Regions from separate parts of the Homo sapiens genome. Here region 1 is linked to region 2. The links are chromatin loops, found by intact Hi-C in ENCODE. Cell type or tissue: Caco-2. All regions are shown on one strand. Each heading gives the region's core, and the rest is flanking DNA. Links, peaks and the distances in the headings are about the cores only. Region 1 overlaps LOC105369612 (a long non-coding RNA gene). Region 2 overlaps PARP11-AS1 (PARP11 antisense RNA 1).

The links. Peaks named below come from ENCODE experiments on the same cell type or tissue, not always from the same donor. Only the 100,000 strongest peaks of a DNase experiment are listed, where the experiment ranks them.
Region 1: a loop joins it to region 2, with 3 times the contacts of the local background. A loop is called at or near these places in 2 of 110 quality-filtered maps.

The regions. Positions count from the first base shown.
Region 1 is chr12:4,159,005-4,175,327 of GRCh38, forward strand. It overlaps LOC105369612 (a long non-coding RNA gene), which reads right to left. Exons shown (of 3, transcript XR_931569.3): 2 at 15,013-15,144; 3 at 14,023-14,338. Among named protein-coding and RNA genes, the nearest start is that of CCND2, 110 kb to the right of the region's middle. RefSeq lists a silencer at 5,702-5,871. In Caco-2, for the core only: no CTCF peak of the experiment used is centred there; a DNase peak (open chromatin) is centred at 5,877; H3K4me3 peaks cover 879 bases.
Region 2 is chr12:3,876,916-3,893,238 of GRCh38, forward strand. The region is part of intron 1 of PARP11-AS1 (PARP11 antisense RNA 1); the gene reads left to right. Among named protein-coding and RNA genes, the nearest start is that of PARP11, 12 kb to the left of the region's middle. In Caco-2, for the core only: CTCF peaks have their summits at 6,433 and 8,783 (motif pointing right); a DNase peak (open chromatin) is centred at 8,760.

The DNA of each region.
Region 1 (16,323 bases), core at 2,764-10,763, 280 kb after region 2:
CTTGAAAACAAGGAACACAGTAAAATTGTGCTGCTCCCTAATACTTAAGAAGCTTATACTGTATACTGAAATGTTCTCATTCATCTTTTTTTATTTGAGACAGGGTCTTGCTCTGTTGCCCAGGGCTGAGGTGCAATGTTGCAACCATAGCTCACTGCAGCCTAGAATTCCTGGGCTCAAGCCTCAGCCTCCTGAGTAGCTGGGACTATAGCTGCATGCCACCATACCCAGCAATATAAGATTGAGTGAAAGAATTCAGACACAGAGAAGTTTATACTGTATGATTACATTTATATAAATTATAAAAGCAAGCAAAAACAAATCCTATGCTATTAGAACTCAGGCTATTAGTTGGCAGGTTGTGACTGGCACGGAAGGCTTCTGGGATGCTGGTAACGTTCTATTTCTTGATTTGGGTGCTGGTTACATAAGTGTTCTGTTTGTAAAAATGCATCAAACTAGACTGGGCATGGTCGTTCACGCCTGTAATCCCAGCACATTGGGAGGCTGAGGCAGGCGGATCACGAGGTCACGAGATCGAGACCATCCTGGCCAACATGGTGAAACCCCGTCTCTACTAAAAATACAGAAATTAGCTGGGCATGGTGGCATGCGCCTGTAGTCCCAGCTACTCGGGAGGCTGAGGCAGGAGACTCGTTTAAACTGGGGAGGCGGAGGTTGCGGTGAGCCAAGATCATGCCACTGCACTCCAGCTTGGGCAATAGAGTGAGACTCTGTCTCAAAAAAAACAAAAAACAAACAAACAAAAAACAACTTATCAAACTATCCACCTATGATATGTGTAAGTCAATAAAAAGATAATTTTTTTCACTCCTGTAATCCCAGCACTTTGGGGGCCAAGGCAGGAAGACTGCTTGAGGCCAAGAGTTTGAGACCAGCCCGGGCAACATAGTGAGACCCCCATCTCCACAAAAACAAAAAAAGATAATTTTTTTTAAAAAGCACAGCAGTCAAAACAAGTTACACAGCATGATGCAAGCACTGCTACCAACTGCCAAGGTCAAAGCCCTGAGTGTCCCAATTGCAAATGCCTAGCAGCCTACATTCTGGACACATCCAAAGCCTCAATGTACACATGTCATGTGCTTCACAAATGACAGTCATTATGCATTTCTCAGTAGTCTCTGCTCATTAATGAGATGTTTGAGTCTAGGGAGTGTAATGGGCTGGATGGTGTCTCCCAGAAAAATATGTCCGAACCTCAACCCTGATCTTATTTGGAAATAGGTTCCTTGTAGATGTGATTAAGTTAAGGATCTCCAGATAAGATCTTCCTAGATTTGCAATGCACCCTAAAATCCAACAGCTGATGTCACAAGAAAAAGGAGAAGGAGATTTGAGACACACAGACACAGAGGAAGAGACACAAGGAAGAAGGCCATGGGAAGACTGAGGCAGAGATTGGAGTGATGCTGCCACAAACCGGAGAACAACAGAAGCCACCAAGAGAAACTGGAAGATGCAAGGAAGGAGCCCTCAGAGGGAGTGTGGCCCTGCTTACACTTCAGTTTCAGACTTCTGGCCTCCACATCTGTGAAAGAATACACTTCTGCTGTTAAAGTCAATCATTTTGTAGTAATTTGTTATGGTAACCCTAGAAAACTAATGTGGGGACTAAATATATAAAACCCCCTTTTCCTGCTCTAGCTCTTAATAGAGATCTAAATACCAGATTCAGACAGATGCATATCAAAATTCTACCTTGATAACTGATGCAGACATATTAGATGCCACAATTTAAATCATGCCACATAAGCTTACTAATAACTGACTGAGAACTGAATTGACTCATTCGGGCTACAGACCTTCCTAGCAGATGTTAGAATCTGCTCTGAAATGCTACTGCTTGGTAAGAATAGATAAGATCACATTTTCTCCAGAAGATGTTCAACATTTGTTTAGAGATGCTAGGTGCTTCCTGGGGGGCATGCAGTAAAGATGCTATTCATGGCCCTGAACAATTCAGCTCTGGCCCATGCTTGCATACCCCCATTCAACAAGAACTAAATAATTAATGAAGGCATTATTAGTTATTACCTGAGTACGTCCCTTGGTGTTTTACCTACACAAATACCCATCAAGTAGCTTATCAAAGTATTCTAATCATGTATACTGCTGTCTGTAAGAGGTGTTATTGTGTTTGTTTTGTTTTTGTTTTTTTGTTTTGTTTTGTTTTGTTTTTTTGTTTTTTTGAGACAGAGTCTCGCTCTGTCGCCCAGGCTGGAGTGCAGTGGTGTGATCTCGGCTCACTGCAACCTCCACCTCCTGGGTTCAAGTGATTCTCCTGCTTCAGCCTCCTGAGTAGTTGGGACTACAGGCATGTGCCACCGTGCCCAGCTAATTTTCGTATTTTCAGTAGAGATAGGGTTTCACCATGTTGGCCAGCTGGTCTCGAACTACTGACCTCAGGTGATCTGCCTGCCTCAGCCTCCCAAAGTGCTGGGATTACAGGCATAAGCCACCATGCCCAGCCACCTATTTGTTTTAAAGTTTTTATTTTGGTACATGACATTCATGTTTTAAAACCCCTACAGAATGTTGCCCCTCCCAATAGCTTGCCTGGCCTGCCATCTAATCCTGCTCTGCAGTGAAACCCAGTGGAGAGATATTCCAGGATCATACGGTCTGTCAACCCATAGGACAGAGAACAGGGTGGCCATAGTTTCCTGTCTGGAAGGCTTTCCTTCTGTCATCCTGATGCTCACTTATATTATCAAAGTAGCCAGACCCAGAAAACAGTTGAGACAAATAGCAGGTGAAGGTCACCTTTGGCCAAATCCCTTACTCCATTCTCCTTACTCCATTCCAAAGCCCCTTACTCCAAAGTCCCTTACTCCATTCTCCTTACTCCATTCCACTTTTTCTCTCAGCTAATTGTCAGGGCAACACATCATCCGTTAAACTTACCCCCTTTCGGGTACAGCGTTAGTGAGGTTGGGGCTTCCCTTTCTGGTTTATACATATTTCTGTTAAGGGCAAAGCTTGGCCTTAGAAATGGGGTAATTTGGCCTATGATGGGAGTTTTCAATTTAGTGATGCTGTAGAACAAAGGTGGAAGGATGACAATGTTTATGCAATGACCTCTTCCATCTCACTCTTGTGAAAGGTTGTGTAGCTTCTGGGAGACAGTCCCATGAGACCACAGCCCAGAGAGCTTCACTGGGAATATGGAAGGTGCTGCCTCCATATCCCCCCAGGTGACGAATGCATGGCAAGCCTCCTTGACAAGGTTGTCAAAAAGGTTCCTTCCTATGAACACATTTCTTTGAATTGAAAAAGGAAGGCAGGCTCTTTCTGACAGAAGTTAAGTCTAACTTGGCTGCTTGGCTATCCATTAAATATTTTTCACAAATTGAGTGAAACAAATTTGTACCACTAAGGATTTTATGAAATATATATTTAAAGCAATTGATAAAAGCATGTTAATACAAAGATATAATTAAAATTAATGAATATTTCTATTTTCCCTAAACCTTTCTGAGAACATCTGGTTAAACAAGCTGCCTTTAAGTGAAAGAGTGACAGGTATAATTAAAAGCCATTTAATATGCCTGGGTAAAGCCTTTTTTTTTTTTTGAGATGGGGTCTTGCTCTGTTGCCCAGGCTGGAGTGCAGTGGTGCGATCTCAGCTCACTGCAACCTCTGCCTCCCCGGTTCAAGGGATTCTCCTGTCTCAGCCTCCCAAGTAACTGGGATTACAGACACACACCACCATGCCCGGCTAATTTTTGTATTTTTAGTAGAGACAGGGTTTCACCATGTTGGCCGGGATGGTCTCGATCTCCTGACCTCATGATCCGCCTGCCTCAGCCTCCCAAAGTGCTGGGATTACAGCGTGAGCCACCGTGCCCTGCCTGGGTAAAGCCTTCTTAGTTGAATTGCCAGAAATGGGAAAGAATGACACTATTACCTGAGTAACAAATCATTTGTAAGTCAAATGACTTTTATTTCTTTGTTTTCAACATACTGAAAAAGGACTCAAGTTATCAGTTGATGTATTATCAACTGACAAAAAAATAGTTTTGATGATACATCACCATGTGATTTTTCAGCAAATAATTTGGAAGTAGTTCAAAGAATTGGATGACATTGCCATTGTAAAACTTCTCTTGCCATCTACTTTTAATGTGAACAAAGTATCCATAAAAATGAAAAATCAGGCCAGTCGCGGTGGCTCACGCCTGTAATCCCAGCACTTTGGGAGGCCAAAGCGGGTGGATCACGAGGTCAGGAGATCGAGACCATCCTGGCTAACACGGTGAAACCCCGTCTCTACTAAAAATACAAAAAATTAGCTGGGCGTGGTGGCTGGCGCCTGTAGTCCCAGCTACTCGGGAGGCTGAGGCAGGAGAAAGGTGTGAACCCAGGAGGCGGAGCTTGCAGTGAGCCGAGACCACCCACTGCACTCCAGCCTGGGCGACAGAGCGAGACTCTGTCTCAAAAAAAAAAAAAGAAAAATCAGAATGAAATTGATCTTGAATCATGTAAGTAATATTCATCCATGGACATATGGCCTAATTGAAAATACTTTTGTGGTAAAATTTTATCTTTTATTAAGTAATTATTTATAAAAGTATGAATATTATGTGAAGTCAAAGAAAAATTTATTCCAATATAAACACACATTTTTGTGGCAGAGAAACATAACAAAATGAATAAAATAAAATATTTTTTCTTTTTTTTTTTTTTGAGACAGGGTCTCACTCTGTCACCCAGGCTGAAGTGCAGTGACACAATCACAGTTCACTGCAGCCTTCACCTCCTGGGCACAAGCGATCCTCAGCATCCCGAGTAGCTAGGACTACAGGCATGCGCCACCACGCCTAGCTAATTTTTGGATTTTAAAAATAGAGACAGGGTCTCGCCATGTTGCCCAGGCTGGTCTCGAGCTCGTGTTCTCAGGCGATTGGAAAATAAAATATTTTCAATCCAAAAAAATATGATTAGATACAATTCTGTGGAGCTGAAGGAGACAAGGCAGCTATGTCAAACCTCCAGCTCTCAAGGGCTTTTACATGCATTTTTTTAAATGGATGGTGATCGAGATCAAGTCAGTAGATTCCACTTGAGATATTTCATAGTGAGATAACAGTATATTTTTAAATGTCAATAAAATGTCAATATGGCAAAAGTCACACCATTTGTAAGTATTTAAACTTATGATAAAGCATTTTAGATGCTTGACGGGTCATTTTCAAAATTATGTTCCAAATTGTCTTAGGGGCATGCGAAGGCCACCCTTCTGGTCTCCGCAGCTCCGCTCCCCAGGACAGCGGCTTCCTAGGGCTGTCTCTGTGCATCTTCAAGGAGGGCGACTTCTTGGTTCAAGTCCCAAGCTCACCTCCTTGCTTCCATTCTCAGGTTGGTCCCCAGGGCGTGAGACACACCAACGCTCCCATTCCCTCTAGTTTCTCTCTTTCCCCCACTTTCTCACTCGTTTCAAGAGAACGTTCCTATCCAGCGAATTTGTCATCATTTTCACTGCCTGGGTAACAACCATCGCAGCTGCCTTTTTTTTTTTTTTTTTTTTTTCTTGCAGGGAATGGGCCTGGAGCCGTGAGCCGTCCCCTTCGCTAACCCCCAACCCCGCCTTCTCCTGCTCCTCCTCTCTTCACTCTTCCTGCCTCTCGGCTCCGGGGTCTCCTCGCTTCCCCGCAGTCCCCGCCCCCCAGTTCCCAAAGCGGCACCCGGGCCTCGCCTCCTTCCAGCGGAGCCGCGCGCCCTGCGTCCTGGCCTCCCCGCCCCGAGTCCCCTTCCCTGGAGCCTGGGGGACCGACAGTCGCGGGCCACGCACGCGGTCCCAGCCTCGCCGTCCGCCCCGGGGAGAGCTGGAAGGTGGGCCCGGATCTCCCACATCACTATGAGCTCATTCCAGCCCCGGCCAAGCAAAGCCTGGCCCTACTCGCTCCACATGCATTTCAGTCTCCTCTCGCCTTTCATGCGCGGAGGAGCCGGGAGGGAGAGGATGTGACCTCATCTGCGCGGCATCTGAGCCCAGGGGTGCCCCAGCTCTTCCACCCAGGCCGCTCCCCGAGCCCAGCTCCCCGCGCCCCTCTCTCTATCCAGGAGAGACGCATTGGACAGCCAGGAGGGCTCGACGTGGAAGGAAAGGAAGCTGCAATTCTGGGACAGGGGCAGACGGGAGAGGAAGTGAACGTGGCTAAACGCTCACTTTATGTAAAACGTCCCCCAGACTAGAATCTCGTCCACAGAGCTGCACACATACACTCGCACGGGCCCGGCTTGTACTCAGGCAGGCACACTCGCCCCCCGCCGTCCCCACCGCATCCCCCATACCCGTCCTAACTCACTCCAGCCCCAATACAACCAAAAGGCATGAATTCAGGCGAAGGCGTTTTCTTCCCCATTTCCTCCTCATGGCAGCAACGGAAACCTGAATCTCAGAGCTGCCATGGGACCAGGGGGCCAACAGACCAGAGGCACCATCCTCAGAGCCCCCGGTCTGCCTGGGACTGGGAGCATGGCTGTGGCGCCCAATGAGAACATAGTGTCCATAGTGACCATGATTCTTCAAGTGGTGTCTGAATTTCCCACATTAGCTAAATTCCTTTGGGAGCTTCAGGGTTTCCAGTCTTCCAGGGTTTTTGGCTTAAATGCAAGTACCTCTTGGAAGAATGGCACATGCCCCCATACCCTCAGGGTAATGGGACAAGGAGAAGATGGAGTAGGGGGTGAGGCTCAGAAAGGCAAGGGAAAGTGGCTCTATCTCTCTCCAAGTCACTTCTCAAACTGTGCAGGGTTTGCAGGAAAGGTGGGTGGTCTACTCCTTCCCTGCTTTTCCTGAGACTCCAGCCAGAGGGTGGGCTCCTATCTGGGTTACTGGCGTAATGTCCCTGCCCTCTGGGATCCCTCCTCTAAAAAGTTTGCACATAGCTTCATTCTGTGCTGGGTCCACTTTGTTCAAGTTGGAGTCACCCAACTACCAATAGAAAATAGCGAATAGAAAATAGAAAATAATAGAAATATAGAAAATAGAAATATACTAATATAGCCAAACTGGTGGTTCCCCATCACAAATGCTCTCTTCCCCTCTTCCCTGCACACACACACACCCATCACCATCACCACTCACCTAGCTGACTCCTCACCTTTCAGGCCTCCATCAAAGAGGCCTTCACCAACTGTAGTATCTAAAATTGCCCTGCTCAGTGTCTGTTATATTACCCTGTCAGTTTCCTTCCAGGAATGTCATTATTTGATCTTGTTTACTTATTTTGTTTACTTATTTATTTACTTATTATCTGCAGTGCTACCATCACCTCCCCCTACCAAAACCCCTTCCGAACACACCCAGCTCACAAGTACATGAGTTCTACAGGCAAAGAGACTTGGCCAGTGTCACTCACCATTTGTAAAGTTGCAGGATGGGCCTGGCGCCCAGGAAGTTCACATCTGAATATGTCAACAAAGGAAGAAATGCTAGGTGTTTGTGATACCTGGTGCCCTCTGCTTCCTTCTGTGTTAAAGCTTTCCTAATAATCCAAAGTATTTTTTGTTTTTTGAGATGGAATCTCAGTCTGTCGCCCAGGCTTCAGTACAGTGGTGTGATCTTGACTTGCTGCATCCTCCGCCTCCCAGGTTCAAGTGATTATCTTGCCTCAGCCTCCCAAGTAGCTGGAATTACAGGTGCGCACCACCACGCCCAGCTAATTTTTCTATTTTTAGTAGAGATGGGGTTTCACCATGTTGGCCGGGTTGGTCTCGAACTCCTGACCTCAAGTGATCTGCCTACCTTGGCCTTTCAAAGTGCTGGGATTACAGGAGTGAGCCACCGCGCCTGGCCAAATTATTATTTATAGTATATAAACATATATTAACATATAATACCTATTATATGTAATATATAATTATATATACATATATACACACAATATGTAAGTATATAACATACAATTATCAGTGTCTGTCATCTGTATTAGACTGTGAGCCACTCCAGGCTGCTAACGTTTTCTGATACCTCTTGAGCTCAGCGTCTAGCCTAGTGGCTGGCAGAAAGTAAATGTTCAAGAGTTTATCAACCTATTTGTTTGCTGTACAATGATGAGAAAAGTATTGATTTTGAATAGTAGGAAAGTGATAAATCTTACATTTGTACAGCTCTTAAAAGACTGCTAAGTTCCTCCATGCCATTTCATTCCCATGACTGTAAAACGTAAGCATAACATAGCATTCTCCCTCCTCTAGAGATGAGCAGACTAAGTCTGCAGAAGGCTGAGTGATTTCTCCAGGGCATGAATTAGTAGGAGAAGAGCACTGAAATGTTCAATAGTAACTGTAGAACTGACTTATTTCTTCTTTCAGTTCTATCACATTTTGCTTTGTGTATTTTGAAACTCTGTTAGCATAAGTTCGTTTAACACTGTAGAATTAGGATGGACTCATGCTACTTCTCATGGCTTTCCTTCCAGCTTTGTTTTGTGGTGGGTTTTCCAATCCCATAACATTTAGTTCATGCATTTCCTCTTAATAGCTTTCCCTGATTTCCTCAGCAGAGATAATCTCCCTGCAATCATATTCTGGTTATGCCTTGTATACACACCTTTATTATCTTCACAATTTTACTCCGATTATTTGTATTTGTGCATGTTTTCTCCACTGGATCATGTACTCTTCTCAAGATAAGACTGTGAATTATTTATGTATACCTGTCCTATTCCTAGTACAACACAGAGTACCTTTTAGGTACTTAAATCAACTCTTAATTGACTTTGTTCTCCATATCATAAGAAGCATAAGAATAGCACCCAGAAGAAATACATGACAGACCAATGCACTGGAAGCCACTTTCAACACGACCTAGGAAAGCATGTCATGTTGTGAGGGTTGCCTGCCTCAGCCTTCTGCTCAGGGACATGGGTGTGGTCCCCAAAATCAATGGCTCGTCCTGTGCTCTACTTACAGTCTCCCTTTACCACCTCAGAGCCTACCTCCCTTCTTTACCTGGCCAATACTAAGTCCCTAGTGTGGGAGAGGTTCTTCGCTTTTGTGTTATAGGACCATGTATATAAGACCCTAGGGCTTAAGGGAGGTCTCCCTGGGAAGTGATGATCAAAATGAGATCCAAGGAAAAGTAGGAGCTAGCCAGGCAAGGAGAAATGAATGAGTGTATTGCAGACAGCGAAAACAGAATCACCGTGACAGCAACGTTCACTGAATGTTCAGCCTCAGCGTCACAGAGGCCCTAGGGAGCCGGGGACTGTGAGCGCTAGAGAGCTAAAGTACTCAGCTCCAACCAACTGTGGCCATGCAAGAAGGGTGGGAGGAGGGGTGCTAATGCCTGTTCCAACTTTTCAAAAGAAACTGAAAACCTGGATTTTTATGAGAAATTCCCTGATTTTAAATGTTGGCTCAACTTTAAAAATATACTGCATGTGCCAAATAAAACACACCTGTGGGTTTTAATGGGCCAATGGGTAGCCAATTTGAGAACACTGGGTTAGAATGGATATAAAACATGAGGTAGGAAGCAGCTAGCAGTGAGCAAAGGTAGAGGCCAGAGAATGAGAAAAGTTCCAAGGTTTGTTAAGGAGATTCACTGGCAATGAAAAGACATTGGAGGATTTAAAAAAAAAGATCAGATTTATATTCAGGAGGACTATTCTGGTTGCAGTTTGGAGAATCAATGGGAAGGGATCAGCAGTGTAAGTAGGAAGACCAGTTTTAAAAAATGATTGTGATAACACAGGTGAGATATGTAGGGGCCTGGTCTCAGGTGGTAGCAGCGGGGGAGGGGTAGAAATGGCTTCACTCAAGAGAGACTCCAGATATAGAATCACAGGACTTGGTGTTTGGTTAAATGCAAAAATGTGAGGAATAACAGAACAATCAAGAATGATGTCCAGGTTTCTGGCTTAGATAATGGAGTGTGTTTTAGCATGATTTAACAAGATAGAAAAAAAAAGAAAAAGCAGCTTTGGGAAAAGTTGAGTTCCATTTTGACCATGTTGAAGTTAAGGGGCTGGAGACACATCCAGATGGAAATTTCTAGTGGGCAATTGGATTTCAATAAAAGAAATATGTGTTAAAAAATAGATTTTGGTCGGGCATGGTGACTCATGCCTGTAATCCCAGCACTTTGGGAGGCTGAGGCGGGCGGATCACTTGAGGTCAGGCGTTCAAGACCAGCCTGGCAAACATGGTTAAATCCCGTCTCTACTAAAAATAAAAAAAATTAGCCAGGCATGGTGGCACGTGCCTGTAATCCCAGCTATTCAGGAGGCTGAGGCATGAGAGCCACTTAAGCCCAGGAGGCAGAGGTTGCAGTGAGTCAAGATCACACTATTGCACTCTAGTCTGGGCAACAGAGTGAGATTGTGTCTCAAAAAAAAAAACCAAAAAACTAGATTTTGGAGTCATCAGCGGTTTATAATAAAGCCATGAAGGAGGTTGTGATACCAAGGAAGAGAGTGCAAGGTGAGGCTAGAAAACAGCCCAGCACAGAGCTTACTTTAGGAGTGAATAGAGGTGAAGAAGTTGCAAGCAGATCAAAGAAAAGTCAGAAAAGAAGGAGGAAAACCAGTAGAGTGTGGTCTCATGGAACCCCAGGAAAGCTTTTGTTTCTAGGAGCAAATGGACTGCTGTGTCAAATATTGCAGAGATACCAAGTAAGCTAAGGACTGAAATGTACTCATGAAGTCAGTGATACGGAGATCCTTGGTGATCCTCGTGGGCACCGTCTCACGGAAGTGGTTAGGATGAAATCTAGCTTGCTGAGGATTGAGGAGAAAATGAAACTTGAGAAGAAAGAGACGCATTTGGACAGCTCTTTGGAAGTTTGGCTGTGAAGGGAAGAGAAAGAAAAGACCAGAAGATGGTGCAAGATGAAGGGAAGGTTTTGAACATGTTTTTTCTTTATGAGAAGTCTTTAGAAAGGGAGAAGGAAGTGGAAGAAATAAGAGAGGAGAAAAAGCATCAGTAGCCCTAAGGTTAAGAAGGCAGGAGAGGATAGACTCTGAAACATGTGGGGAGAGATCACCTTAGACTGGAGAGACCTGTGGACGGAAGAGGGAGGAGGAATGCAAGTAGGTTGTGAGCTCCATTTGAGGGCTTCTATGTTTTCCCTCTGAAGTCAGAGTTGACATCACCAGCGGAGAGTCATCGTGGAAGTGGAAACATCCTGAGAGTTGAGGGGAAGTGAATAATCTTTGTGAGAGAAAGTGACTGTCTTGCTCTAGTTCTCACAACTGGTAAGTTTGGGTCCTTCTGTGTGTTCTAGTAATCCCTCTTCTCTCCTTCAAAGGGCAATTGGATTTCTAAGCGACAGACCACTGAGTATGTAGCACTTCCTACACCTTGCAGAAAAAGCCTTGAATTGGAGTCAGGAAGCCTGAGTAGAATCCCAGCCCTACCACTTCCTAACCTGGATTGAAGATAAACACCAGGGCATGAGGGGCCAGGAGGACAATGCCAAATACATTGGGAGGCCAAGGAGAGCGGATCACTTGAGTCCAGGAGTTCAAGACCAGCCTGAGCAACATGACAAAACCACATCTCTGCAAAAAATACAAAAGTTAGCCAGGGGCATTGTGGCGCACGCCTGTAGTCCCAGCTACTCGGGAGGCTGAGGTGGGAGAATCACTTGAGCCAGGGAGGTGGAGGTTGCAGTGAGCTGAGATAGTGCCACTGCACTCCAGCCTGGGCGACAGAGTGAGACCCTGTCTCAAAAACGAAAAAAGAAAAAGAAAGGAGAGGTGTACATGTGGATGTCTGTGTGCCAGAACACACTGTTACCCACGGCCTCTATACCATCTTCAGTGCTGAGTACTTGGCCCTTATCTCTGCCTCTCAATTCCAGTCGCCAACAGTTTTCTCTGAAAGTGTTCAATCTCCAGGACGTTACCACTCCCATATACTGAGTATCAGTAATTCTCTATTGTTCATGCCCAAAGCTTTCATTTCAAGGACTTGGCTTCGTTCTGATACTCATCCTCTCTCACCAATGTTAGACAGAAAATAAGGAGTTGTTTTCCTCTGGCCTCTACCTTTTAAACCCAGTCAGGTGGCAAGGTCTAGGGGACATCACAAGAGTCAGGCAGCAAATTCAGGCGAAGGCAGTGCTATCTGCTGAGTGAGCCCAGAGAAGGTATTCTCTCTGATCTTTCCCATTTGGACTGAGAATAATACCGTGCTCTTCAGACGGCTGATGAGAATCTGTTGGCCTCCAGATTGACATCATTCTTTGGCCTCCAGAAGGGGTGACATCTAAAGATTCCAGACAAATGAATAACTGAACATGCAGCCCACTGCCTTGCAGGAAAGATCTTAGCTCCTCTATCTCTTGCTAAAGTGAAAATGCATCTTCTTTTTTTCGTCTTTTCTCTGTGCACACGGGAGTTTCTTCTTCTCTTTTCAGAATCACACCATGTCTGTCTCAGACTTCTACTTCTATTCTCCTATTTGCCCATTGTTCCTTTCAATTTAGTTTTGGTCCACGAACGGCAATACTAATGCTATGTAACGAGATAGAAAAACTTGGATTCTCCAGAATTTCTCTTAGGAGGGAAATTGTACTTTAATAAATAGATATAGGTGGTACAAGTGCACTTGTGTTACATGGATATATTGCATAGTGGAAAGTCTGGGCTTTTAGTGTAGCCATCACCCAAATTGCGTACGTTGTACCCAATGGGTAATTTTTCCTCCGTCACCCCCTCCCACCCTCCCACCTTTTGCAGCCTCCAGTGTCTGTTATGCTACTCTGTACGTCCGTGTGTACCCAGTGTTAGCGCTAACTTGTGAGTGAGAATATGCAGTATTTGACTTTCTGTTTCTGAGTTATTTCATTTAGGAGAGTATCCTCCAGTTTCATCCATGTTGCTGCAAAAGGCATGATTTCATTCTGTTTTGTGGCTGAATAGTATTCCAAGGTGTGTGTGTGTGTGTGTGTGTGTGTGTGTAGTATTTATACCATATCTAGTATTGATATATTAATTATTAATAAATAAATAATTAATAATTGATACATTAATATATACTATCTATTTATATGGTATTAATAGTATTATAACATATAAATATAGTATATTCATATATTACAGTATACTAATATATGGTAATATATAAATACAGTATATGTTAATGAGTATCAAGTATTAATTATTAATATATTACTATATTAATACTATATAGAGTTAATGCTACACTTTAGTACTAATATTAATTCTAATTATTTAGTATACTAAAGTATTAGTATTAATTCTACTATATACATATAGTATATATATACATATATACATATATATACACATATTATATATATGTATATAGTACATATATACATATAGTATATATAACATTCTATATACTATATGTACTATATATTATATACCAATTAGTATTACTATACTAATTAATATTAATACTAACATTAATATTGGTACTAATTAGTATTAGCAATATACTATTAATTAGTATCGTAATCCTAATTAATACTAAGTACTATATTGGTACCTATATTAATATTAATATTATATATATACACACCATGGAATACTAACTGTGGTATATACATATATATACACACACATATATAAATAAATACATATATATATATATATATATACACACACACACCACATTTTTTGTATCCACATTTTCTGTACCTTCTGAATCTGTTGCTGGACACTTACATTGATTCCATGACTTTGCTATTGTGAATAGTGCTGCAATAAACATATGAATGCAGGTGTCTTTTTTACTATAATCATTAGTTTTCCTTTAGGGAAACTGTAGTTTTTGACAGGTGCTTGGGCCTGAATATGGGTAGAACTGTTTGTCACAGGTCAAGGTAAATAATATGCTATTGTCCATTGCTCAGGGGAAAGGAAAAGAGAGGAGAGAGGATGAAGTCTCTGCTTGCCCTAAATTCTCATGAAAAATACCTCACTCGCAAAATAGTTGGGTCTCTCTGGATATTTTTGTGGAAAACAGGGTAGGGGCACAGACACAAGATTGTTAAGGCAAAGAGAAATATGATCAATATCAAGATTCTATGGAAGTTTATTATCTACTGTGTGACAAATTACTCAAAACTTAGTGGCTTAAAACAGTTTGTTTTTATAATCTCACTGTTTCTGTGAGTCAGGAGTCTGGCACGGCTGAGCTGAGTCCTCTGTCTCAAGGTCCCTTTACAAGGAGACAGTCAAGATGTTGCCAAGGCTGGGGCCTCATCAGAAAACTCTACGGAAGAACAATCCTCTTCCAAACGCAGACGTTGTTGGAGATCTTTATCTTCTCTGGTTGCTGGCCAGAGGCTACCCTTGGTTCCTTGCCATGTGGACCCATCCAGTAGAGTCCACTAGCAAGAGAGAAGTCAAAATATCTTGTAACCTAATCACAGAAGTGATGTCCCTTCAACTTTGCCATATTGTATTGATTAAAATTAAGTCAATAGGTCCAGCTCCTACTCAAGCAGAGGGAGTTCTATACAAGGACAGGAATACCAAGAGGCAGGAGTCACTGGGGCCACCTTGGAAGTCTTCCTATCACAGGTAAGGTCTAGATTTTCACAGGTTGTGGAATAGGGGTTCAAGCCAAATATAATCATGTCTTAGAAAGGTACAGTGGCCCCAGCTTACCCGTGGCTTTTAAAAAGCTACCATTAGTTGGCACAATTATGTGCCAGCCGCTGTGTTATACACATGCATTTCTCTTTTAATGTACAAAATAGTGTTAAAAATACTGTTTTCATCATGCAGATGTAAGATGAGGAAAGGAAGTCGTGGATTAAGTAATTTGACCAGGGTACAAAGCCAGTTAGTGGCAGGGCCAGGACACAAGCACAGGTTTGTCTACCTCCAGACCTGTGCCATGAAAGATTAATCTGTGCTCTCCTTTCAGCCAGTTCTATGCACTAGACTCTGCTGCTTACCGTGCCTCACCTATGGGTACCAAACTCTGGATCAGTTAAAAAAGAGTTTGGCTTTAATAATCAATAACTTGTTAAATAAGAAGGCTTAAATAAAAGCTTACGAGATAGGCAGTCCAGGGCTTGTGTCAGTAGCTTCACAATTTCATCAGCATCCCAGGCTCCTTCCGTCTTTTAGTTCTACGAACTTCAGTGTGAGCAGATGACTGCTGCAGCTCCTGGGGTCTTGTCTACATCTAGGCAGAAAGAACAGAGCCATTTTCTTCTTTTGTAGCTTTGTCTTTTTATTCAAAAAAGAGACCCTCTCCAAGCAGATCTGCACATATATCGCATGGGGTAGAAATGGTGCTGTCTTACTCTCCCTAGTTGCAAAGGATGTTGAGATGGCTACAATTTTAGCTCTCCAACTTCTATTAAAGAAAGAGAAGGATTACAGATAAATGGGGGCTGATATAGTCTCTATGTTAGTCCCTCCAAATCTCATATTGAAATGTGATCCCCAGTTTTGGAGTTGGGGTCTGCTGGGAGATATTTCAGTCGTGGGAGCAGATCCCTCTTGAAAGGCTTGGTGCCATCCTCAGAGCAATGAGTGACTTCCCTCTCTATCAGTCCCCACAACATCTGATTGTTAAAAAGAGCCTGGCACCCCCTCCCCTCTCTGTTTTTTCCTCTATTGCCATTGGATGCTTGCTCTCCTTCCCCTTTCACCAAGAGTAAAGCAATCTGAGGCCCTCACCGGAAGCACATGCTGGCACCATGCTTCTTACAGTCTGCAGAGCTGTGAGTCAAATGAACTTCTTTTCTTCATAAATTACCCAGCCTTAGGTATTCCTTTATAGCAACACAAAATGGTCTAAGACAGGGGCTCGCCAATTCATACTGGTGTTAAACAGATTCTGTTGATTACGGACCTCCCTGCTCCCCATATTAATGATGAAGAAATAGGTATAATTAAACTTCTTCTAACCTCTTCTTCCTCCATCTCAACATTTCTTATTACTTTTATTACTATTTATTTTTCTGGGATGGAATTTTGCTCTTGTTGCCCAGGCTGGAGTGCAATGGCGCAATCTCGGCTCACTGCAACCTCCGCCTCCTGGGTTCAAGCGATTCTTCTGCCTCGGCCTCCCGAGTAGCTGGGGTTACAGGCATGCACTACCATGCCCAGCTAATTTTTTTGTATTTTTAGTAGAGACGGGGTTTCTCCATGTTGGTCGGGCTGGTCTCGAACTCCTGACCTCAGGTGATCCACCTGCCTTGGCCTCCCAAAGTGCTGGGATTACAGGTGTGAGCCACCATGCCCGGCCCTTTATTATTTCCACCTTGTCAAATTGATAGCACTTACATTCTGTTCTGAAACCACAAGTCATACACTTTTAAAATTGTATTCTATATTTAAATTTTTTCAACATAGC
Region 2 (16,323 bases), core at 4,144-12,143:
CCAAACTCTTGTGGTCTTTAGCAGATGATGGCAGTTCCCCCTTATCTGCAGGGGATACATTCCAAGACCCTCAGTGGCTGCATGAAACCACAGAAAGTACCAAACTTAGTATACACTTTTTTTTCCAACCTGATAACCAAGACAGCTACCAAGAAACTAATGGGCAGGCATAGCTCAGAGATATTTCCAGTCCACTTCCAGACTATCAGAATAAACCAAATATTATTATAAACCAAGTCATATAAATTTTTTGCTTTCCCGATGCATATAAATCTTATGTTTATACTATACTATAGTCCAGTAAGTGTGCAATACCATTATGTCTATAAAAAATGCTCATACCTTAATTTAAAAATACTTTATTGCTAAAAAATGCTAACAATCGGCTGGACCTGGTGGCTCACGCCTGTAATCCCAGCACTTTGGGAGGCCAAGGTGGGCAGATCACCTGAGGTCAGGAGTTCGAGACCAGCCTGGCCAATATGGTGAAACTCCATCTCTACTAAAAATACAAAAACTAGCCAGGCGTGGTGGCAGGCACCTGTAATCCTAGCTACTTGAGAGGCTGAGGCACAAGAATCACTTGAACCTGGGAGGCGAAGGTTGCAGTGAGCCAAGATCACGCCACTGCACTCCAGCCTGGGCAACAGAGTGAGACTCCTTCTCAAAAAAAAAATGCTAACAATCATCTGAGCCTTCAGCAAGTGATAATCTTTTTGCTGGTGGAGTTTCTTGCCTTGATCTTGATGGCTGCTAACTGATCAGGATGGTGGTTGCTGAAGGCTGGGGTGGCTACAGTAATTTCTTAAAATAAGACAACAGCAAAGTTTGCCACCATCAACTGACTCTTTCTTTCTTGAAAGATTTCTCTGTAGCATGTGATTTGGTTTGATAGCATTTTACCCACAGTAGAACATCTTTCAAAATTGAACTCAATCCTCTCCTCTCAAACTCTGTTGCTGCTATATCAACTGAGTTTGTGAAATATTTTCAGTCCTATGCTGACATTTCAGCAATGTTCACAGCATGATCGGCAGAAGTAGATTCTATCTCAGGAAACTTTCTTTGCTCATCCGTAAGAAGCAACTCCTCATTGGTTCAAGTTTCATCATGAGATTGCAGCAATTCAGTCACATCTTCAGGCTCCATTTCTAATTCTAGTTCTCTTGCTATTTCCATCACATCTGTAGTGACTGCCCTCCACTGAAGTCTTAAATCCCTCAAAGTCTTCCATAAGGACTGCAATCAACTTCTTTCAAACTCCTGTTAATGTTGGCATTTTAATCTTCTCCCATGAATCATGAATATTCTTAATATTATTTTCAATGGTAAATTATATACAAAAGGTTTTCAAATTATTTGTTCAAATCCATCAAAGGAATCACTATATATGGCAGCTATACCTTTACAAAATGTATTCCTTAAATAATAAGACTTGACAGTCAAAATAACTCCTTGATCTATGGGCTACAGAATGGATGGTGTGTTAGCAGGCATGAAAACAACATTAATTTCCTTGTACATCCTTATCTGTGCTCTTGGGTAACCAGGCACATTGTTAATGAGCAATAATATTTTGAAATAAATCTTTTTTTCTGGTGAGTAGATCTCAACAATGGGCTAAAAATATTCAATAAACCATGCTGTCAACAGAGGTGCTGTCATCTAGGCTTTGTTGTTCCATTTCGAGAGCACAGACAGAGTAGATTTAACATCATTCTTAAGGGCTCTAAGGTTTTCAGAAATGGTAAATGAACATTGCCTTCAACTTAGTCATCAGCTGCATTTGCTCCTAAAAAGAGAGTCAGCTTTTTCTTTGAAGCTTTGAGGCCAGGCATTGACTTTTACTCTCTAGCTATGAAAGTGCTAGATGGCATGTTCTTCCAATAGAAGGCTGTTTTGCTTACACTGAAAATCCGTTGTTCAGTGGAGCCACCTTCATCAATAATTTCAACTAGATCTTTTGGATCACATGCTGCAGCTTCTCCACCAGCCCTGTTGCTTCACCTTGCACTTTTATGTTATGGAGATGGCTTCTTTCTTTTTTTTTTTTTCTGTTTTGAGACAGAGTCTCACTCTGTCACCCAGGTTGGAGTGCAGTGGCACCATCTCGGCTCACTGCAAGCTCTGCCTCCCGGGTCTACACCATCCTCCTGCCTCAGCCTCCCGAGTAGCTGGGACTACAGGTGCCCACCACCATACCCAGCTAATTTTTTTGTATTTTTTTAGTAGAGACAGGGTTTCACCGTGTTGGCCAGGATGGTCTTGATCTCCTGACCTCGTGATCCACTCACCTCAGCCCCCCAAAGTGCTGGCATTGCAGGCATGAGCCACTGCGCCCGGCGCATGGAGATCTCTTCTTTCTTAAACCTCATTAACCAACCTCTGATAGCTTCAAGCCTCTTCTGCAGCTTCTTCACTTCTCTCAGCCTTCATAGAATTGAAGAGAGTTAGGGCCTTGCTCTGGATTAGGCTGTGTTGTGGCTGGTTTGATCTTCTATCCAGACCACTGAAACTTTCTCCATAGCAGCAATACAGTTTTTTTCACTTTCTTATCATTGTGTGTTTACTGGAGTAGCACTTTTAAGAATTTTCCCTTTGCATTCACAACTTGGCTGTTTGGTACAACAGACCTAGATGTTGGCCTATCTTGGCTTTTGACACACTTTCCTCACTAAGCTTAATCATTTCTAGTTTTGATTTAAAGTGAGAGACGTGTGTTCTTCCCTTTGCTTAAACACTTAGAGGCCATTGTAGGGTTATTAATTGGCCTACTTTCAATATTGTTGTGTCTCAGGGAATAAGGAGGCCCGAGGAGAGGGAGAGACACAGGGAAAGGGCTGGTTGATGGAGCAGTCAGAACACACACATTTATCAGTTAAGTTTGCTATCTTATATGAGTGCGGTTCATAACATCTTGAAACAATTCTAATAGTAGCACCAAAAATCACTGATCCCAGATTACCATGACAGATAGAATGATAATGAAAAATTTGGATTATTGTGAGCATTACCAAAATGTGACACAGAAACATAAAGAGAGCACATGCTGTTAGAAAATCGGAACTGATAGACTTGCTTGAGCAGGGTGCCACAAACTTTCAGTTTGTTAAAAAAAAAAAAAAAAGAAAAAGGAAAAGAAAAAAAAAAGCAACATCTGTGAAACATGATAAAGCAAAGTGCAATAAATAAAAGAAGGTGCGCCTGCAGACACCATGGAAATAGTGACTAAAGGGAGGATTCACATCTTGGGGAAAACGGGAAGGGAATGGCATGAGATTTCATTATGCTACTCAGAATGGCATGCAATTTTAAACATGAATTATTTATCTCTTGAATCTTAATATTTTCAGGTGATGGTTGACAGCGGAAAACTGAAATCGCAGGAAGTGAAATTGGGGCTGGGGGAATACCATTGTATAGTTGGTTCTCCATACCCATGGGTTACACAATCATGCATTCAACCAACCATGGATCAGAAATATTGAGAAAAAAATAGATGGTTGTGTCTGTACTGACCATGGACATTTTTTTTCTTGTCATTATTCCCTGAACAATACAGTATAACAACTGTTTACGTAGCATCTGTACTGTTGTTAGGTAATTTAAAGTATACAGGAAGATATGTGTAGGTTATATGCAAATATGTGTTAGTTATATGCATCATTGTATATCAGGGACTTGAGCATCCCAGGATTTTGGTATCCGAGGAAGGTTCTGGAAGCAACTCCCCATGGATATCAAGAGATGACTGTACTCTCTGTGTGCAAGGCCTGCAATTTCCCCTGATACGTAGCCTAACGCAGGGTATGTATCATCATAGTTCCTTCTGCTTCATAGTTCCAGGCAAAGAGCCACTGCAGTAGAAACTATGCATACTGACCAGGGTCACCAGTTTTCTCAGGAAAACTAAACATTTTACTTTATCTTTCATATTTTCTACATGTGTTCTGGGTGGAAATGTCTTAAGCCATGCTAAACCCGGCCCAGGAATCATGAGTGATGGCAGCCCTCCCTGGAACCCCATGAAGTTTGTTAGATTTTCAAATGCTGAGAGAGTTAGGAGGAAATTCCCAAGGGGAAATGAAAATCATCAGACGGAGAAAACAGGTAGATGGATGAAGAGAGCAGCAAGGTGAATTTGCGAGAAAAAAAATCAATCTCTTCTAAGACAATAGAAGGAGGAAAGAGAACGGAGTAAGTGGTGAGATGCAGGATACAGTATTACCTATCATTTTACTGTTATTATCATAACTGTTTTTATCCATAAAGGTCACATTTACAACCAGAATTTGGGGAGCTGTAGGAAAGGATATGGGAGACAGGCTGGATTCGACAGAAAGGAAGAAGGCGCAAAAGGAAAGCCAAGGGGGCCAGGAGAGGGTGAGGGAGGAAGGGGAGAGAAAGCTGCATTTGTGCCCATCCGCCTTGAATATAAAGACCCAGCCTCCGTCTGAAAAAGAGCCAACAATGAGGCAGCCCCAGAATCAGCCCTGCTGTTGAAGTCTGACACGTTAACAACCCCAGCAGGAATTAAGAGGTGAAATAAGCAGATGAAACATTCACCGAAGCCGAGATAAGCATTCCTGGAAAGGAATTTTTCAAAAAATCAAAATGAATCTCACAAATCTTCCTAATTAGGAAACATGACAAGGAATTAAATTCAACCTAAAAAAAAATGAAGTGCTAAATAACTCACCCACACTAAATGGAAAGGCTCTATTGAGAATACCACTGATTATTAGTTTTCGCTGCTCCGGGAAATTATCTACGCACAATGATGGACATCAGCATTCAGCTCACAGCGGCAGTCAAAAGCAGCAGCTGAGATGTGTGGCCATCCTAATTAGAGGATGGAGAATTCTGAAAAGACTCTGGAGCTGTGACATTCCTGGCTGGGGCTTTCCTTCCAGGAATGCCACATTAGGGTTTTGGTCATCACGTTGTAAAAAAAAAAAAGGACTTAATAGGAATGATCCAGAAAGGGACAACAGAAATGACTTAAAAAAGAGCGTGAGAAGCTTTGAGGTTCAGAACAGAAAACAGGAAAAGACTTCCATAAGAAATAATTTTTAAAATTAGGAGAGAAGGAGGTAAGTAAAAGCCTCGGGTGGTGGAAAGGGCAGCCAAAAGGTATACTGCCTGGACTTAGGTCACTCCAGACATGTGAGGGTTTAGCCTGTTTCTAATGAGCACACCCAGGGGTGTCAAGAAATTACAACAGATTATCTAATATGAATTAGCCTTCAATTCTTCATTCAATAAATATTTAGCAAGCACCCTCCACGTTCCAGGCACTGTCTGTAGCCTCTTGAATAGATCAGGGAACAAAATAGATTTTAAAAGCCTCTGCCTTTATGGGATTTACATGCTAGTGGGTGGGCAGGCCTTGGGGTAGGGACATGTGGAGATAGACAATAATAGATAATAAATAAGTACATCGTATAGTGTGTTCTAAGGTGATAAGAACTATAGAAAAAAACATAGATCAGGATAAGGAATGTTGGGAGTACTCAGGATGCCCCTCGTTGAGAAGAGAACATTTAAGGAAAAACTTGGAGGAGGTAAGGAAGTAAAAGTAATAGATATCTAGACAAAAGGTATTCCATGCAGAGGGAGCAGCTGGTACAAGCTTCCCAAGCAGCAATATGCCTCACATGCTAAGGAAGAGTGAGGGGAGAGAGAGAGAGAGAGAGAGAGAGAGAGAGAGTGTGTGTGTGTGTGTGTGTGTGTGTGTCTACGTGTGTCTATGTGTGTTTGGAAAATTAGGAGTGGGAGGATGATATGCAGATTGAACAGGGCGTGGTATAATAATTAACAAATACTTACATTTAGTAAGCAGTGTTATAAGTGACACTTATAACAACGTCAGGCAGTTAGTATGTGCCTGACGCTGTTATAAGCTCTGTTAACAAATATAATTCGCACAAGCACCCCACGGAAGTAGCTACTCTTATTACCCTCATTTTACCTCTAAGGGATCTGAGACACAAAGAGATCAGTTAGCCTGTCCAAGGTCAAGCACTGGAGCCTTGGTGCGTGGATTTAGAGCCCACGCTCCTAGTTGCTGCCTCATGCCATCTCTCAATGTGGTTTTAAGCCATCTACTTCTGATTCCAGTTCTGATTACTTAACCTCGATTGGATTCCAGTGTACTCCCTAGGATAAATTTATGTTTCTCTTAAAAAAAAAAAAAAGCAGCGTGGCTCACTGCTTTATCACTCATGACCTTTCCTGGCCCTTTGTTCCTTTCCCCTACCAATTCATGAGCCGCTATTTTCTGCTAGTTTATCCCTGAAGTCCATTATTTCTGCCCAGCAAATAAAGCAAATGTCTATGGATAGAACTTCAGTTCAGTTTGTGAGGGAGTAGGGGTGGTGCTTCTCTGGTTTAATAACGCCCTACAGATAACTAAGAGGCAGGACAGGGCATACACTGAGTTAAAAGCTAGGTGTCACTATTTCTTATACTCCAAAAGGCACTGTGTGGAGGGGTGTGTTTTAACACAACCATCACCAGCTCCAGCTTCTCAAGATCTCTGTCCTGTTTTCTCAAGACACAGCACTTTTATGCTGAAAACCATTGAAATGTAAAGCCATTGAACTTTAAATGGATGAGTTATACGTGAATTACACCTCAACAAAGCTGTTAAAACAATTACATAATTTTTGTAAATGTCAAGATCTTGGCTTTTACCTCCCCTGTTGACCTCCCTGCCTGACTTCCGTCCTCCCTCACATACCTTCAGGGGGCACAGAACCATACTCAGAAAGAGGATCACCATTCCAGAACCCCAAGCACTCCATCCAACATTACAACTTTGTTTTAACTCCAGGGATTACAGCAGTATGCCAAGGAAAATAAATGACTCTTTACCATTAGATCTTCAGTACCAATTTTCCTTATTAGAAAAAAAAAATCTAACTTTTTTTTTTTTTCTTTTTTTGAGATGGAGTCTCGCTCTGTCGCCCAGGCTGGAGTGCAGTGGCCCGATCTCGGCTCGGCTCACTGCAACCTCCACCTCCCGGGTTCACGCCATTCTTCTGCCTCAGCCTCCCGAGTAGCTGGGACTACAGGCACCCGCCACCATGCCTGGCTAACTTTTTTGTATTTTTAGTAGAGACGGGGTTTCACTGTGTTAGCCAGGATGGCTTCGATCTCCTGATCTCGTGATCCACCCGCCTCAGCCTCCCAAAGTGCTGGGATTAGAGGCGTGAGCCACCGCTCCCAGCTTCTAACATTATTTTTAATGTTAAAGCAAATGTGTATATTATGAAGCAGAAGGCAATATTCACTTACATAGGGCTTTTTAAAAATTTTTGAGACAGAGCCTCCCTCTGTCACCCAGGCTGGAGTGCAATGGCGTGATCTCGGCTCACTGCAACCTCCACCTCCTGGGTTTGAAGTAGGTTCTTGTGTGTGGTTAGCTGCTTTAAGCTGGAGTGGGAACAGTGTATGTCCTCTGCCAGTTGTGGAGACAGAGAGATTGAGATACACTGTCAGTGGCTAAAACAGGAGACTCAGGAACTGATCCAAGCTCAGTACCGCTATATTATGTGATATTGTGCATAACATCCCATTTTGGGGCCTCAGTTTCCCAACTAAAAAATGAGATGATTGAACCAGGTGATCTCCAAGGTTGCTGCCATCTCTCAAAGTCCATGATTTGGTGTCATACTGACACAAATCAGATTCTGGGCTCAGATTCATCAGCACCAAGATGCCCAGAGATGTAGGAAGCAAAAGATACAGTCCCTGTCTTTGTGGAATTTTTCATCTACTGAGGGAGACTATGAAGTGAATTTACAAACCATCCAAAGGACACAAGAGGCAAGAAGCAGCTGAGAATCATGAGTGATTAGAAATCTGGTGCAGATCACTCGCTTTGAGTCAACTGTGCAGCTAAACGACAAGGAGACTCTTACCCTGCCAACCCCTGCGCCCTTTGGGCCAGGATAACTTGACACAAAGGCACTTGCTGTTGACCTTGTGCGTGGCCCCAAATCACAGAGTAAGAAACTCTCAGAGCAGGAAAGGGATGTTAGCTATGAACAAATCCAAAACCCTCCATCTACATTCAGGATTTGGGATAATGCTCGCATCACACTTAGAGTATTTTTATTCGATAGAAGGTTCTTAACATTAACTCAAATCTTAAATAATCCTAAAATTGGAAGAGAAATATATCCTTCTCTTCAAAGCCCAATACATTAAATATGGAATGATTTTAAGACAAGTCTTATTATGACATAGGGTTGAACAAGATCTGCCTGGCAGCCACTTATTGAAAAGCATTGCTCTGAAAAAAATTAACTTCTACCCTTCATTGTAGGGTATTTATGCGTTTTCTTATGTCATCATTTCAGATCCTTTCCTGCTCCCGAAGCTACGGCAGAGCATTTCCGTAGGTCTCCAGTCACATGTCTTTGCTTTTCTGAACATACCAGGAGATCTATGAAAGTGAAACTAAAAGGAAATAGAAAGGAAAAACTGCTTCTGATCTCTCTCATCCAACTATTTCATTTTCATTTGTTCTAGGAGAATTTCTTCCAGCTCTAGCCTCCTGGATTTACGCATATTCTGGGGACTAGACTAAAAACCTCTACCTCTGGCAGGCATCTTGGGGAAGTCTTGCCTAGATGACATTTGACCTTTGGGGTTTCTTCCAATCCAGATATTCTAGGGTGCAGAAAGGAGTAGTGGTCCCTCACAGATCGCCCAAAATGGATTTTTTCCACCTAATTGGAAAATATGCTCATTTCTAACACAAGATGGCGCTGGGACACAGGCAAGAACGTTTCTGATTAAAACAAAACCAAATGAAACAAAACAAAACACAAAGCAAAACAATCCATGAGCACAAAAGTTCTAATAAGCCAGAGAATTATTTTGTTTCTGGACAAGACCAGCTTTTGTTGAGCACATTTTAGAACAGCTTTCTGGAGTAGCAATAATCTAATTGAGCTGCTTTACCCTAAATCAACCAAATGGTCAGGACTGAATTAAAGTAGTACAATGTATCCTTAGGAATAAAGTATTTAAAAAGAACTCTAAATCCCTTAACTACGCAGGGTCAAAACCAGAGATAAGTGGTCAGGGGACTTAGTTGAACACTATCATCAAAAGTGATGTCTTAAATTCTTACTCTGATATGGGATGGGGTCTTTACCAGTTGAATAATTCTGATATGAATTCAGTTGCCTTAATAAAATTATCTTTTTTTTTTTTTTTTCTTAGAGACAAGGTCTCACTATGTTACCCAGGCCGGTCTCAAACTCCTGGCCTCCCATAGTGCTGGGATTACAGGTGTAAAGCACCGTGCCCAGCCTCATTTAAAATTAAATGAGCTCTTCTACTTCATAATAGAGCAGATTGTTTTAACTTGTTTGCACTTATTTGAGGATTATTTGATGAAGCAATTGAGGAATAATTCACAATTTGAACTATAACCACCAAACAAGTTCTGTTAAGCTAACACCTAAGTTGAGTTTTAGTGTTGTTTTTTTGTTGTTGTTCTTTTGTTTTGTTTTGTTTTGTTTTTGAGACAGAGTATGGTTGTATCACCAAGGCTGGAGTGCAGTGGCATGGCTCACTGCAGCCTCAACGTCTGTGTTCAAGTGATCCTCCTGCCTTAGCCTCCCGAGTAGCTGGGACTATAGGTGTGCATCACCATGCCCAGCTAATTTTTTATTTTTTGCAGAGATGGGGTATCATTGTGTTACCCAAGCTAGTATCAATCTCCTGGGCTCAAGCGATCCACCTGCCTCATCCTCCCAAAGTGAGAATTTATTGGGAAAGGAACTTATTATCTGTCTTCCTCCTAACCCCCACAATAATCTCCTCCACATGAACAAGTGGTTGGCCAGTCTGTTTAGAATCTTGTAGTAACAGCAAACTGACCACTCAGGAGAAGCAGCCCATTCTATCTCTAGACGGTTCTAAGGTTAGAATAGTCTTCTTTAGATTAAGCCAAAGCATGGCTCTTTATAATTTGTGCTCATATATCTCCATTCTTCCTTTTAGAGGAATGCAGTATAACCTTCTTTTGTAATATGACTGCTCCTCAAATTTGTGATGATTTGGGCCTTCTCAGTCAAAAACAGCATCCGTTTCTGCAGTAATTTTTCATATGACATCTTTTCTAGCTCTATCTTGGATATCTTTCTTTGATTTATCTTAAAGTGTGTTCTGATCTCACAGCCAGTGGGCCTATGTTAGTTGCCTGGATTTAAGTAGTATGCTTCTATGAATGCAGCTGAAATTTGGTTAATTTTCTGCACAGTTATGTCACACCGTTTTCCCTTTAAAGCCCCCGGTCAACTAAAACTCCCAAGCCACTAATGTGGATGTAGCAAAATCTACCCGCCCTTACATAAACAGTTGACGTTTAGAATTAAAATGCAGACGTTACGCCCTGTGATACCATGAGGATTTCAGTTCATAGCTGTGGGCTGTTAAAATTACTTAGAGTAATTTCATTCAGACTCTGGTGCCAGACATACCTGGATCCAAAAGTTTGTTCCTCCCTCATAAGCTATGTCATCTTGGGCAGTTGACTTGATCTCTTAAAACATCAGCTTTCTTATCTCTAAAATGCAGATAATATTGCTACTTTTCTCATAGGGTGGTACAATTTATATGTGATGATTTCGTGCAAAAAGTATATTTAGCACAATTCATGGCACGAAGTAAGTTCTCAATAAGTGTTTATTGTTACTATTATTAGTATTAGCCCATCATCCTTCAAATCAACTATCCCTCCTTGTCCATGTCATAGGAATATCTGACAAGCATGTCCTCTAAGGCAGATAAAAATATTACTGTTAGGGAAATTTAAAAGACAGAATCTGCATGACTCGCCACCATAGTTTCCCTCAGGCTGGTCTACGAACTAATCAGCACCATGTAGGTATAATTCCTACCCTAGCCATGGTTGCACCCACTGGCTATCAGCCAGTTCATGTCTTATGGCAAGGTAATTATAAAAGTTCTTGTCAAAGGCCATGCTGAAAGAAAGTATGGTTTTGATGCCTCTTCTTTCTACCAATCTAATATCCTTATCAAAAAAGGAATAAATGAAGACATGTTTTGTTTCTGAGGTTTGGGGTTGGCTCTGAGTGATCTCTGCTTTTCTAAAGACTTACAAAGAGTCTATTTAATAATCTGTTCAGTTGATGGGTTAAAGTGGTGAAATTGTGGGTTATTTCCCCCTTCTTTCTATTATTATAATAATGTTTGTGGAGTAAATAGCCTTTTAAAATTCTGTTCTAGAATTCTGCCAGGGATAATTGTCAAGCTGACTGGCTTATAGTTTTTATAATATGCCCCTTTCCCCCTTTTTGAAAATGGGGACAACTCTGTCCTTCTCTTGTCTGTTAACAGTTCTCCTATTCTCCATGCTTTTTCAAGGATTATTGACAATGGTTCTGGGAGTTCTTTGAGTAACCTGGGACGTGATTTGTCTAAGTCTGGAGATTTGAATTTATTAAGGGGGGTGAAAAGAACACCACACTCGTTTCTAGCTCTGGCTTTGCCATTTACTAGCTGAGTGAGCGTGGGCAGGTTTTGATTTTGTTTTAGCCTAAATATCCCCATCTGTGAAAGAAAGCATTTGTATCAGATGAAGTTGAAGGTCCCTTCAAGGTCTAACGGCCTATGTTCTATGTCTCAAGTAATCTGACATTTTCTTACTAAGTTTTCTCATTTATCCTGGCTTTTAGTTTCCCCTGAATAAAATGTGTCCTACCCTTTTTTTATTTTGAAATGCATTTTGGCTTAGAATTCCGATACCTCAGTGTGACGCTCAGGGTGCAACACTCTTGGTCCCCACTTTTTAGTCCAATTTTATCTCCTACTTCTCCCAGGTTCAAACCTGCTCTCCATGCAGATGGACTCAGCCACTCTTTCTGAATATGCACGTGCATGTCCCTCCCAGTCCTTCTGCTAAGGTTACTTCCCTAAAGTAGAATATCTCCCGGCCACGTCTCTCAGTCAGATTCTACCCCTCCTTTAAAGCCCCGTTTACTTACCAATTCTCTTTTGGGAAGTGTTTCCTAACTACTCCACATCATGATACACTCCTTTCTCTAAATTTCTTTCTTTCTTTTTCTTTTTTTAAATTTCTTTGTGACAGAGTCTCGCTCTGTCCCCCAGGCTGGAGTGTGAGATTAAATTTATGTTAGGCTAACATGAGCTTTTACTTATTTATTTATTGTAAGACAGAGTCTCACACTTTCACCCAGGCTGCAGTGCAGTGGCGCAGTCTCGGCTCACTGCAAGCTCTGCCTCCCAGGTTCCTGCCATTCTCCTGCATCAGCCTCCCAAGTAGCTGGGACTACAGGCGCACGCCACCACGCCTGGCTATTTTTTTGTATTTTTAGCAGAGACGGGGTTTCACCTTGTTAGCCAGGATGGTCTCGATCTCCTGACCTCATGATCTGCCCGCCTCGGCCTCCCAAAGTGCTGGGATTACAGGCGTGAGCCACTGCACCCGGCCCTCCTTTCTCTAAATTTCTAATGCATTCAGTGCAGATCATCTGATACTAAAAAATAATATTATCTGTGACATCTGGGTGTGGAAATGTTGAATTGTATTGTTATTGATCTGCATGTCTTGGGGGGTCCTCTCTCCCAGCTCTCCTTGCCTTTCCCACATTGAGTACTGTTCTGGGGATGCTTAATAAACATGGAGAAATACTGAATGAATTTGAAGCCATTATATATAATTTTTCTGATCAGAGCATTTGGGTAACTATGTAATACATGGTAGTTTCTCTTTCAATTTAGGAGTAACAGAAAGGTGAGCCATTGCTCAGGTAGCTTAATACTAGAAAGCATGTTATTTTAAAACGTATAATAATCCTTTATCTGAATAAAAGGATTTATTATACAATTGATAATGAAGTTCTTAAACTAGCTCACTTTCCTCCCCTGTCACCATAGATAAGGGATTTGAGAAAAGTTGCAGAATACACACAATTACTAATTGAACTCATCGATGCCAACCCTATCCTAATCTAACTTTCCCTATATTGGCCAAGACAGCCTAAATCTTTGGGTTGGAGGCCAGGTTTACATTTTATCTAAAAAGTGGCATAGTTACAGTTTTTAATAATAGAGAAACTATTTTTGTGTGTTCGATATCATACCAGATATACATCCCAGCAGACATGGATTGTTTAAATATGTGAGCGCGTGGAAAGGGAGGATTGGCCTCCCTGACCCCCAACACTGTGAAATGCTTGTTCCTAGTAAATTATAAGTTGCAATAAGTCAGTTAACACCGTAGAATCACACCATTGTCCTAATAGTAAAATAGCTGTGAGAAAAGACTTGTGATAAGATTGTAACATAGGAAAAATAATGCCTTTCCAAAAATCAACAGTGCACAAGCTCACAAAGCATGCCAGAAACAAAGCAGAGACAAGAAGTCATTCAATTGTTCAACATGTGCTGCTGAGCATCTACTGTGTACCAAACCCTGTTGAGAACATGGGCATTAGGGACGTGGAGTTATATAAAAGATATATAGGCCAGGCACGGTGGCTTACGCATATAATCCCAGCACTTTGGGAGGCCGAGGTGGGTGGATCACGAGGTCAGGAGATCGAGACCATCCTGGCAAACACGGTGAAACCCCATCTCTACTAGAAATACAAAAAAAAAAAATTTAGCTGGGTGTGGTGGTGGGTGCCTGTAGTCCCAATTACTTGGGAGGCTGAGGCAGAATGGCGTGAACCCGGGAGGCGGAGCTTGCAGTGAGCTGAGATTGTGCCACTGCACTCCAGCCTGGGGGACAGAGCAAGATTCTGCTTCAAGAAAAAAAAAAAAAAAAATATATATATATATATATATATATATAGAGAGAGAGAGAGAGAGAGAGAGACAGAGAGAGAGAGAGAGAGAGAGACCTTGCTCACAAAAAGGTCACATGCCATCTTAAGGGAGAGACAATCAAATAAACAGATCACACTCCGTGGGATGACAGGTGCTACAATAGTGATTTGTGTCTCCACTGTGGCCAGGGGCTGATACCAAAGGAGAAATGCAGGACAAAGTGAGGATCTTATTTCCTGGGCGGCATGCCCAGTCCAGCACTCACAGACACCCTTCTTCCTATTCCAGAGTCCTCCTCACACACATGAGAAGAGGCTCTAGCTTCCTTTGTGGTCACTACCTCTAGTCTTCAATCACCAAGAAAAAGTCAGGAGTTGAAAGGCCAAACCGTGTACCATTATAAGCAAAGCTGCAAACTGACAAGTCAGTCCAAGGCTTACAAAGCAGTGTTTGTACGGTGCTTTCATAGGCTTGGTTGGGGGTGATAAGTACAAATTTCCCACGCAAATATATGTAAAGCTGGTGTTTAGTAAGCTTGTAATAAACGGGAGTGTTTATAACTGCTAAACATAATGATAACACTGGAACTCTTTACAAGAAAGCAAAACTAAAAGTGTGTGAAGAAACTGCCCGGCCACGTGCTGGGCTGTCCCCATCATCAGGCCCGGGAACGTAAACTCCTGCACCTTAGCTCCCTCGTGATCGACAGTCATCCAGAAAGCATATCACCTAAGCCACATCTCCCCCTTTTCCCAAAGCCCTGTCAAAGCTCGTCACTTTGAGTCAAGGAAAGCACTTGCCCTGGGAAGTCCTTCCTGTGAAGCCACCCTTATCCCTGCCATGCCTGAGCCCCAGACCCTCAACCCACCTCAGCCTCCGTCCAGTTACAAATCCCAGGCCAGTCCATCGCCTGGACTCTGGCTTCCCCACCCAGTTTCTCCTCTTCTGCTCTGCCTTGTCACCTCCTTTCCTCCTTGCTCTCCTGCTGCATCGCTCGGGAAGAAAGCCTGCTCCCCGAGAGGCTGGGCAGCAGAGGTACGACCATGCTCTCCTTCTACCTGAGAAAACCCAGGCCCAGGGAAGCCTCGCCCCTTGTCCAGGGTCACATTTCTTGTAAGTATTACATACTAAATATGTAATACATGGGACATGCAGGGACTTGAAGCCATTTCATTCTACTGTGAATAGTAGAATATTATGTTTCAGGGTCTAGACCCGAAGTCATCAGCTCCAAGAGGAGACTCTAAGATTTCTCATGGTGACTAGAAGCCTGTTAGAACACCTCCTAGAGACACACAATTGCATCCAGACTTAGAGGCATGTGGGAAAAGTAAATAAGAAAGGGAATGAGGAAAGTAACACAAGATATCATTTATATGTTCTGCTTCAAATTGTCTTTTCTGAGGGGTTTTTAGGACACAATACATCACACTTCCCTGTCCCTTGTTGTATTCAATCTTTCCAAAAGCTATGGCAGTAATGAAGGGTCTGGAAATGTCCTTCCACCTGCCATGTGAAGCTTCCAGCTGAGCTACAAGGAAAACCTAGACAGACAATCTTGAGAACCACGTGGGTGCACCATCACCTCCAGAGTCTCTTGGCCCTTTCTCTCCGTGATCTCGTCCACTCCATGAGTCCTTCTGATGTCATGCTAGAACTCCCGTAAGATTGTGTGCTTGGTCCTTAGAGCCTCCGTATGTTTTTCTTTCATTCCATAGGAGCACTATTTCAATGGGTATGGCCTCACACCCTCCTCCTGTCTCCATTTCCTTTAATCACATCTTAAGCCCCTGCAATTGGGCATCTGCCCAAACTCCTCTTCTGTACCTGCTCCCTCAATAGCCAGTGACCTTCTTCCCAAATCTGGTGATATTTCCAAGCCTCCCCTCTTCCCAGGCCTCCCTGAAGCAGGTGGCCCAGCTGATGTCTCCTTCCTTCAGGAAATTGTCTACATCTGGTCCTCTCTTGCATGCTCAGTTGTATTCCCTTCTTTAGGGAAGAAAGTAGGCTATGAACTAGCAAAGCAATGCCCTATTTCTGCCTTTGCTGCTTCCTGCTCCACCCTGACACATACTCTCACTCTCTCTCACTCTCTCTCTCTCTCTCCCTCTCTCTCTCTCTCTCTCTCTCTCTCTTTCTCTCTCTCACTGCTCCCTAAGTCCCTGAGTGTCGGTGTCCTGCAAGTCTCACTCCTTGGCCTGCGCTCTCCTCATTCTCAATAGGCTCATCCAGTCTCATGATTTTAGCCTTCAGCCCTGATGGCAACTCCCAGTCTTTGCTCCTAACTGTGACTCTCAGGTGTACTCTGTCTCATGGTTTGTTTATTTATTTATTTATTTATTTATTTATTTTTGAGACAAGGTCTTACTCTGCCCCCAGGCTGGAGTACAGTGGCTCAATCATAGCTCACTACAGTTTGGATCTCCCAGGGTCAGGCGATCCTCCCATCTCAGCCTCCCAAGTAGCTGGTACCACAGGCATGTGCCA